Linked DNA regions of Homo sapiens: region 1 is linked to region 2. A link is a contact called in ENCODE Hi-C or POLR2A ChIA-PET data. All regions are on one chromosome and are shown on one strand. The core of a region is the stretch at or near the end of the contact, and the rest is flanking DNA. Distances in the headings are between cores, read along the strand shown. Region 1 overlaps MIR3945HG (MIR3945 host gene). Region 2 holds the start of CENPU (centromere protein U).

What was found. A loop is a pair of places that touch in the nucleus more often than their neighbours do. ChIA-PET counts read pairs that join two places held with the same protein, here RNA polymerase II (POLR2A). Pooled maps may share reads with other maps.
Region 1: POLR2A ChIA-PET joins it to region 2 with 16 read pairs in MCF 10A. The contact joins the enhancer-like site here to the promoter of CENPU in region 2. A Hi-C loop is called at or near these places in 2 of 168 maps with a recorded cell type or tissue (Caco-2 and PC-3), 4 of 37 single-sample maps with no recorded cell type and 10 of 50 pooled maps. POLR2A ChIA-PET finds 5 or more read pairs at or near these places in 13 of 52 experiments (HEK293T, K562, MCF 10A and 8 more).

What each region holds. Positions count from the first base shown.
Region 1 is chr4:184,844,231-184,849,189 of GRCh38, reverse strand. MIR3945HG (MIR3945 host gene) reads left to right here. Exons shown (of 3, transcript NR_132989.1): 3 at 4,265-4,959. Among named protein-coding and RNA genes, the nearest start is that of MIR3945, 4.4 kb to the left of the region's middle. Within about 2 kb of position 3,654, at least 5 of the 41 ENCODE cell types and tissues checked have a DNase peak (open chromatin) inside an H3K27ac peak, as active enhancers do; they include PC-3, where a contact is called at or near this core.
Region 2 is chr4:184,729,998-184,735,345 of GRCh38, reverse strand. CENPU (centromere protein U) reads left to right here and starts at 1,250. Exons shown (of 13, transcript NM_024629.4): 1 at 1,250-1,330; 2 at 4,378-4,426. The coding sequence starts at 1,284. RefSeq lists a silencer at 1,244-1,303 and enhancers at 1,674-1,793, 944-1,810.

The DNA.
Region 1 (4,959 bases), core at 2,405-4,904, 110 kb before region 2:
CCATGTGAACACAATTCTGGGTCCCCTCTGGGGCCTCGGAAGAAGGTGTCAGTGCTAGTGAGGGGCTCTAAAAGTGAAAACTTCATTAAATTCATTGCAAATCCACCTTTCTACTCCAATTCTCAGTTGTGTTCCTTTATTTGCAAAATACAAATAATATTTGCTTTGCCTATTTGAAAGGTTATTGTGATATATAATGAAATTTGTGTTTTTTTTAAATTTATATTATTATTTAATGCCTGATTAGAGTTTTTGTGTATTTCATGCGTTAAGAGTTTTACATGTATTTTCCAAAATTGGCTACAATAATACCTCCCTTCCCACATTCTCTTCTTATGGTGACTCTGACACTCCTCCACTGAGAGGACACTTTGCTCCCTCTCTTTGAATTTGGATGTCGTCTTGTGACCGCAGCAGAAGTGATACTATGACTCCAAGAGCTACGTCATAAGTGGCAATACAGCTTTCACTTGGCTCTCTTGAAATCAAACTGCTGTGAGGAAATTCAAGCCATAGAGAAGCCCACAAAAGGAACAGACAGCTCCCTCCAACTTCCCAGCCATGTGAGGGAGCCACTTTGAAAGTGGTCTCTCCAGGTCCCATTAAGCTGACAGGGTGGAACACAGACAAGCTGTAGATCCATGAGCAAAAGAAATGACTATTGTTGTTTTAAGCCTTTAGATTTTGGACTGGTGTATTATGCAGCAACTGATAACTGATACACCATCCCAGCTTTCCAGTGAAATCCCTCTCCACTCACGCCAAAATGAGCTTCCCCCTGTTCTGCAGTACACTTTGCAATTCCCCACCACTATGGCTTTCTCATGCCATCTCTTCCAGAATGTTTTCTGCCTACTGAAATACGACTTATCCTTAAAGTCCTCTCTCAAATGCTGCTTCCTCTCTAAAGCTTCTCTCACTGCCCCCGCCGGCTTTCCTATCTCCCTCTTCTGAAATCCTGGAGACCTTTGATTCTATCTTTTATACAGTACTTATTGCCAGGATTGAGATTTAGGATATTTATCAACTGACCCCTTCCTGGATTATCAGCCCTGGGAGCACTCTCTGCCTTGTGGCAAAGTTGGTTCCACACCTTTTCAGCTCCTCTTCTAGCCTAGAAGCACCTTAAGGGCAGGGTGCCTCATATATTTTTCCTCCATGCAAAACATAGGTTTTTGCACATAGTAAACTTCACACATCATCATCATTATTACTATTACTATTTTTGAGTCAAAGTCTCACTCTTGTCCCCCAGGCTGGAGTGCAATGACGCAATCTCTGCTCACTGCAACCTCCGCCTCCTGGGTTCAAGTGATTCTCCTGCCTCAGCCTCCCGAGTAGCTGGGACTACAGGCACATGCCACCACACCCAGCTAATTTTTGTATTTTTAGTAGAGACGGAGTTTCTTCATGTTGGCCAGGCTGGTCTCGAACTCCTGACCTCAGGTGATCCACCCATCTCGGCCTCCCAAAGTGCTGGGATTACAGGTGTGAGCTACCGCGCCCAGCCCATACATTATTTTATAAATAATTTGTTGGGACTTAAAGACGGAGAGATAATACTTAGGGGAGAAAGAAGATTAAACCTTTAAAATTATAAATTACTGAGAAATAAGATCATTTTTCTTAAACTGGGATTCTGAAGTCACAGTGTTTTTGATCTGGCAGCTTAGAGATCATTTAATTGGGTCTCACAATTTTTTTTTTTTTTTTGAGACGGAGTTTTGCTCTTGTTGCCCAGGCTGGAATGCAGTAGCGGGATCTCAGCTCACTGCAACCTCTGCCTCCCAGGTTCAAGCCATTTTTCTGCCTCAGCCTCCCGAGTAGCTAGGATTATGGGCATGGGCCACCATGCCCAGCTGATTTTTATATTTTTAGTAGAGACAGGGTTTCATCATGTTGGCCAGGCTGGTCTCAAACTCCTGACCTCGTGATCCTCTCTCCTCGGACTCCCAAAGTGCTGGGATTACAGGTGCGAGCCACCACGCCCGGTGATTCTTACATGTTTGTGTGCAAAACAATGCCTTGAGGAAGATGCGGGAGGGGCACACAGGTTCTGGAGTCCCCTTCCAGACATTCTGAACAGGCAGATCTGGGTGGGCTCATGCAGTCGCCTCCTTAACAAGCTGCCCACGTGGTGCTGATGTGGGTAGTCTGAGGCCCACGGTGTCAGAAGCCCTGGTTATTCAGGCTCCTGAATGGTGACTGGTTTGTCCCCTCCTGCTGGAGTCATGTGTCCTCTGAACTGGCCATGGAGCAGAAGAGGTTGCATGGCCAGAAGGAAAGGAAAACTGGTGAGGAGAGCCACAGCTTTGGGGCTGGATTTGAAGGAGAAATCACTGCTTTCATCCTTGGGTGGTGGTAAAAGCACCTCTTCCTTCGGGGCTGTCCTCAGGTGGGGTGATCTGCTTCTTCACAGCTGGTCATTGTTAATGGTGTGAATCACTCAATTCTGGTTAGGCCTCCACCCTTGGCTACCTGGTTCCCACTAATCCCACGTCTAATTTCATTTGCTCCCAGCCCCAGGGCCATGCTGAGATTCTAACACTAGATCATCTACTGCCACCCGTTTTTCCTGCATAAAATTTACCTTGCTCTGTAACCTTCATCTATTTAGAAATAAACCCATGAAGTCTTTCTGGTTTATTTTTCCAGCTCCTGTCTCCCCATCCCCTAGAATCGTTGACAAAATGAGTGACACTGCCCTGGGATCTGGGTCTCTGGTTGAGGCCTTGGAGCTACTGCCTCTGCCTGTGAACTCACCCATCATCGCTAACAGGTTGCTCCACAGCCTACAGATCTCAATATTTCGCTAGCACAAAACCCAAGCGGCCAGGCACGGTGGCTCACGCCTGTAATCCCAGCACTTTGGGAGGCCGAGGCGGGTGGATCACTTGAGGTCAGGAGTTCGAGACCAGCCTGACCAACATGGAGAAACCCCGTCTCTACTAAAAATACAAAATTAGCCGGGCGTGGTGACACGTGCCCGTAATCCCAGCTACTTGGGAGGCTGAGGCAGGAGAATTGCTTGAACACCGGGGGTGGAGGTTGTGGTGAGCCGAGATTGCACCACTGCACTCCAGTCTGGGAGACAGAGAGAGACCCCATCTCAAAAGAAAAAAAAAAAAAAAGACCAAGGGACTTCCGGGAACTAAAACATCTCAGCCCTTTCATCGCCAGTGTCTTCATCTTACAAGCAGAAAAGGAAAAAAAGCAGTGGGAAGCAGTAAGAAGCTACCGCTGACTCACTATGAATTACTGCTGACTTTGAATTATTTAGCAGCTGTGGAAAAGCCATCTTTTGTTTAAAAAAAAAATAGGGTTTTCTGAAATGCTTTTTATTTTTTTATTTGTATAAATACCTGCCCAGAACAGTCAAGTCAACTGACATCTGCTAAATGACTGAGACACTGTGGAATTTGTATACTGGCATGGTGTGCAGTTTCGTGCAAGTATAACCACAGAGACAGACAAATCTCTATCATTGCCACAGACTGCTTATAGCAAAATTCCAGAGCTCCTGTCATTGGTCTTTAATAGTTGTGCTTTGTTGCTTTTGTTACCACGTGTGCATTTGTGTCAACATTATACAAAGCACTCTTTCTCACAAGAGCTAGTTTCACTCTACAACCATACTGTAAGACAGGTATTGTTTTAAGATCAAGAAACCAAGGCTCTGAGAGGTTTAGTGACTCACCTAAGATCATGAACTAATAATAAGTGACGGATCAGGGACTTGACCTGGGACATTGATGCCAATTCCAGGGCACCTTCCACCGTGTCATATGGCACTTGCTCTACATATGTGCCAGGCAGCACCCGCATGGCTTTTCCTCATGAAACAACGTGGACCCAGGCCTACACAGCAGTTGTGAGAAAGTGCCTCCAGCTGGGAGCGCATCTGGCCCAGGGCACCAGCTGCCACTCCATGCTCTGAATCCATCCTGGCCTGTGCTGAGACCCCCCCTTTCCATGGGCTGCTCCCCACCCGTGATGGGGCATGGCAGGGGCACTAGGCAGCCCCCTTCCTGAGAGACATGGGGCTCCTCTGCCTAGAATGTTGTCTCAGCACTTCTCTTCTGCCTTGCTGAACTTTCCCTAGAGCCAAGGAGGCCTCCATACAACCTTTCCTCTCCTTCATTTGGAGTCAGACTTGCACTGCAGTCTAATGGTCATCCCACTTTTTTCCAGCTCCCTGATAAAATCTATGGCTTCTGCTTCTTGGAGGACCCAGATTATCACAGCTTATCTCATTCCTTTGCAGCAGATGCCCCTGCAGGCCATCTCTCCAGGCTCAGGAACCTAAAGAAGAATCTACCCAGATGTGGTGGCTCACACCTGTGATCCCACCACTTTGGGAGGCTGAGGCAAGAGGATCACTTGAGCCCAGGAGTTGGAGACCAACGTAGGCAATACAGCAAGACTCCCATCTCTACAAAAAAAAAAAAGAAAGAAAGAAAGAAAGAAAAGAAATTAGCTGGCTGTGGTGCTGCACATTTGTAATACCAGCTACTCTAGAGGCTGAGGCTGGAGGATCACTTGAGCCGAGGAGTGAGCTATGACCACACCATTGCATTTCAGCCTCAGTGACAGAGCAAGGCCCTGCCTCAAAAAAAAAAAAAAAAAAAGAAAAGAATAAGATAAAATAAATAATACAGGAGAACCTAGTGCTCAGGTTCTCTAGTGAAGAGGAAGGCAAAAGATAGAAAGGTCAGACAAACTTAAACATGCATTCCAAGATCGGCCTGGGTCCGCCCGTAGACATGAAGGAATCTTCTGGTGGAAAGTTAGGCAGGGAAACGGACACTGCTATGAGCATGTCTTCCTGGGCAGCTTGCGATGGTCAGGAGGAGGTGGTTGTTCCTCAGCAGCGGTGCTTCCGATGAAGCCCCATGTTGTAGTGGAAGACAAGCCATTCCTGTCTGACCTTCTGTGCCGCGCCTAGGCTTCCAAAAGCTG
Region 2 (5,348 bases), core at 1-2,500:
AGCAAAACTCCAACTCAAAAAAAAAAAAAAAAAAAAAAAAAGAACTTACTCATGTAACCAAATAGCACCTGCACCCCAATAATTTATGGAAAAATAAAATAAATAAAAAATAAAAGCAATAGCTTTAGTAAGAAAGGGCACTTGCAGCATACCTACCAAATATCATATAAAGTTTAGAAACATACAATAATCAATACATTATTTGGGGCTATATCAAGGTAGAAAACCACAGGAATGATACACATAAAATCAGAAGAGTGGTTATTCTTTGGAGGAGGAGGATACCATTCAGAGGGGTACCCAAGAGTTATATATAAAAATGATCCATATCCCCATGTAGTGCTGGTTACACGGATGTTTGTTTTTATCTTTACATTACACGTTATATTCTTTCATATGCATGAAACGTAATATTTTTGTCGTAGTAAAATATACATAACAAAATTTAGCATTTTAACCGTTTTTAACTTTACAGTATTGTGGCATTAAGTACCTTCACCTTGTGCATCCATCCACCACTATTTCCAGAACGTTTTCATCATCCCAAACTGCTTTTGGTATCATATCCAAGAAATCATACCAAGTCCAATGTTATGAAGTTTTTGCTCTGTTTTCTTCTAAGAGTTTTAATTTTAGCCTTTATAGTTAGGTCTTTGATTCATTTTGCGTTAATTTTTATACGCGGTGTAAGGTAAGGGTTCAATTACATTCTTCTGCATTACACATTTTTAAACACAAACAAAATAAAAGAACAAAAGGAACCCTGTCCATTTACAAATGAAGGTATTGGGATAGCGGTAAAGTAACATGCTAAGCTCAGACAGCTGATAAAGGCAGCAGGGGCTGGAAGCCAAATCCTGTAGGCCTGGAAAGACGACTGCGGCCTCAGCGACAACAGCTGCGAACACGGGTCTCCACCCACCCTCTTACCTGCCCACGACTCAGGGACACTAGCTCCTCCCCTTTCCCCACCCCACAAGGGGCCGTCCCACGTGGCTCCCGGGCTTTCTGGCGCCGGAAAACTGGCGATGCGGGTGGGCGCGAAAGCCCGGAAAACTTTGGCATGTTTTGGACCGTAGGTAACTGGTTGTGCGGCATGGACTCCAGCTCCGTTGCGCTGTAATAACCAGACCCAGTTTTCCCTCACGCTCCAGGCCAGGGAGGAGCCCGGGGGCCGCTCAGGAAGTCCTGCGCACGCGCGCGTGCTCGGCCCGGATTGGCTGTTCGGAGCGGCGAGGGGCTTGGCGGGAGCTTCCAGTCGCTCGAGAGCGGAGAGCGGCACCATGGCCCCGCGGGGGCGGCGGCGGCCGCGGCCTCACAGGTCTGAGGGGTAAGTACTGCCGACCCTCGGGAGCGCGGGGCCGGAGACCAGCTTGAACTGCTTCCTCGCCTGCCGTGGTTTGCGCCTCCCGGCGCTGTTGGTGCTCCACTGTGGAGGTCGCCCGAGTGGCCAATCGCCCGGGTCCCCGGCTTCCTCCTCAGTCTAGTGGGGATAACAGTGATCCCACCTGCACGGGCCTGTCGGGGCCTAACACTGCCTGGCGGGTGGGAGAGACGTCAGCCAGTGTCGTGTCGTTTTGTGGGGAGGGGGAGTGCCGTCCAAAGTAGTGAGTCTCAAAGTGCTAGCTTGAAAGCAAAATATTCAGCAAATACGTATTGCCTGCGGTTTGCCAGACTTTGTTAGTGGAGTTTTATTCTCTGACTGGGAATCAGTTTTCTTATTTTGAAGACCCTGGTGTTTTCTTACTGCAAACCACAGACCGTAAACTGGAGCATAAATCCGGCTGGGGGACCGAGCTGCCGCTTGCGGTTCTCCAGGATGGCTCGAGCGGTTTTTGTTTACCAAAGAAAGCGAGCGTTTGGTCGGTTGCAAAACGCGCTCTAGAATGCTGGTCGCTGATTCGTTGGCGAATGGCCATCCAAGGCCCGGCCTGGATCTGGCGGGAAGGGTCTCGGCTTGCTGCAGACGGTGCACAAAGCCATACGCCAAGACGATCTGAAGAGAACAGGAGTTCCCCCGGGCCTGGGAAGGCTGCCTGGAGGAGGAGGTGCTGGTAGATGCGGGGTTAGGGTGGAAAAGCTGGAGCAGGACACCGCAGGTGGGTGGGGAAACCGAGACCAGACTTCTGTGGCCAGTGGAGGAGAATGAAGACTCCCCCAGTGCAAAAAAGGATTAGAAGAGAATGTCAGCCTTCAATGTCAGCTGAAAAGAGTTTATCTGAAAGGCTAGTGGTTTTTGTTGTCTTTTTTTATTTTTATCTTTTAACATTTTTGGGTTTGAGACTCATGAAATCTGTTCATGCCTCCTCCCAAAACACACTTACGCACATACAACAGAATTTTTTTTTTTTTTTTTTTTTGAGACGGAGTCTCACTCTGTGGCCCAGGCTGGAGTGCAGTGGCGCAATCTCCGCCTCCCAGGTTCAAGCGATTTTCCTGCCTCAGACTCCAGAGGAGCTGGGATTACAGGCGCTCGCCCCCACGTCCAGCTAATTTTTGTATTTTTAGTAAAGACGGGGTTTCACCATGTTGGCCAGGATGGTCTTGATTTCCTCACCTCGTGATCCGCCCTCCTGGGGTTCCCAAAGCGCTGAGATTACAGGCATGAGCCACCGCGCCTGGCCCAGAAATTTTACCTGTGGGTTGTCACAGAGGTTTCTGTCTCTCAGAAGCCCCACCTTGACTCCAGCGTAAGGCAAGGAGGAACCTTGACTTTTTTTCCCCCCCAAGAAAGGACAAGACAGCTCAAAGAGTTTAGGTTAAGAAGTTTATGTGGTCTAGTGTGTAGCTGGGTTTCTGTTACCTGGCTATGTGACCCTTGATAAGTCACTTAAATTTTCTGAATCCCGGAATCATCATCTATAAAATTGCCATAAAACCAATACTTGTCTTACCTGCTTCCTTAGGTTTCATGAATTAAATAAATAAATCGTGAACTTGTTAGAAATGCAGAATCCCAGACCTCACCCCAGAGGGACTGAATCAGACACTCCTGGGGTGGTGCCAAGCAACCTGTTCAACAAGCCCTCTTGAGAATTTTGATGACACTCAAGTCTGGGAACCACCGCTCTGAACAGTTTTCTAACTTTTTTTTTTTAACTGTGATTCACAGTAATGATGTTTTACATCACACTTAGTACACGTGTGCACACATCCACACATAAAACAAAAGGCTTGTGAACATAGTATATCCAGTGCAATGCTTCATTTTATATTTTCCTTTTTTATTGTTTGTTTTTTTAAAAATGCTGGCCTGGCAATCTTAAAAGACATTATAGGACAATTGATGTGATTTGGGTATGGACTGTAGATTAGATTATGGTATCAGTGTTAAATTTCTTGATTTTAGAAATTGTACCATGAATATGCAGTATAATGCCCTCTTAGGAAAGACATATTGTAGTATTTAGGGGTGGAAGTGCACAGTATCTCCAGACACACACACACACACACACACACACAGAGCACATGAGTAAAGGGCATACAGAAGGTCCTTGTGCTATGTTTGCAACTTTTCTGTGAGCTTGAAATTATATCAGATAAAAGGATACTAAAACATTGGTTTAGACTAAGCTGATTTTGCTGTCTACAAATGAGAAAAATATGGCTGCAATCTGCATGGCATATTTTAAAGTCTAATTATGTACTGTATTCTCCTGGAGTATCCCCCCCGTACCCTTGTACGATGCCTGGTTGGTGGAGGATAGTCTGTACATATTCACTGACTGCTGGCACTATTATTAGTAATAATGATATATAATCCTGCCACTGTTATTTCCCGTTTTTATTCTTGTCACCATTGTTACATTTGTTTTCTTGAAGCTTGTTGAAGATATATATACAACTTTATCATTTGAAGCTGTGGTCCAACTGAGAGAGTGTCAAGGGAGGTCGAGGGCAGGCCCTGGATTTGAACTGATGTAAATTTTAATGCAGGCTTGTCTCCCTCCTGGCTCCGTGTTGCTGTGGGCAAGCACACATCTGTAACATGGGATTCACTTCTACCTTATAGGACTGTTAGAATTAAATGAGAAAAGGACGTAGGAGAGCCAGGCACCGGATGGAGCAGGTGTCGGGGCTTAGCGTTAGCCTACCTCCCCTTTGTTCAGCTGTGCAGAGAAAGTCAATCACTGCTGATTGATTAAGGCCTCAGGGAAAAAGTTAACAGCAGGATTCCAACTTTTCCATGTCCCTGAGGGGGAGAGGTATGTTATTTTATACATTGGTGATAGGATTTGACCTATAAAAAATAAATTTGTGGAATATGGGTTCTTGTTTTTTTTTTTGGTAAAAATGCGCGGAAAGGGTCATAACTATGGTGTTTCCTCAGTTATTTTAACTATTTCCTAACTCTTGTGTTTTTTTGCTGTTTAATAGCGCAAGACGTTCAAAGAACACTTTAGAAAGAACACATTCCATGAAAGATGTAAGTTACCTTTTTGTGTTGTGGTTTTCTCAAAATTGACAGTACAAAATAACATTTTTTGGGTACCTCAGTTTTGTAGACTTCACTTGGCAAGTTCAATGTTTATTGTAGTGAAAAAGTGTGTTCATTTTCCTCACACTTTTTCCGGTATAGTGGATAAAATGACTTTTGTTAATGTTTTAGAATTTCCTTTATTTCTGAGCCGAGTTTGGTTTTATTTTCGTTTAGATAATTGACTTCATGTAAAAATTGTACAGTGCTGTAAGCTTTTTTCACTTAAAGCCATTTCTCCTCATTGTACTTTTCAAGAATTGTTTTATGATTTCATGATACTCCACTTAGTTCACATTACAGGTTTACTTTTCTTTAGAGTCTTAGAATAAATGTATGTTAAAGGCATGTGCATTTCTTTAACGTTCTTGATAGCTAATTCCAGTTTTTTTTTCCAGTGGCTTGTGTGATTGACATTGTAATCTCACATTAACAGTGTATGACAGTGCCAGGCACCCCGGAAGGAGTTCCTTCTGCTTGTTCTGCCCTGGGCTTTCTCTGTCCTGCATAGTCCTTAACCCCAGCCTGCAGACGATAGCTCTCTTCCCCTCTGGGAAACCCTGGGATCCCCCTGCAGGGTTTTGCTCAGCGCTCTGCTCCCACCCCGGCATTACTTCACGGGTTCTTTGGGTGGATTTCTCTCAGCTGTCCTGCCTTGCCCCTGCCATTGGTAGCCAAAGTACAGTGTGCCTCGGAGGGATTTCTCTAAGCTCCAGCCTTAGCTGGAAGCCCAGAGTGCCTGGAATGGATTCAGCTTTCCTGTCCTTCCCTCTGCAAGGCAGTCCCTGGTGGAGGCCCCCTATGCCTTGGGAGGGGCTGGAAGACCTGCCAGCTCTCTCCACATTCCACCCCCAAGCACTCCAGGAATGAT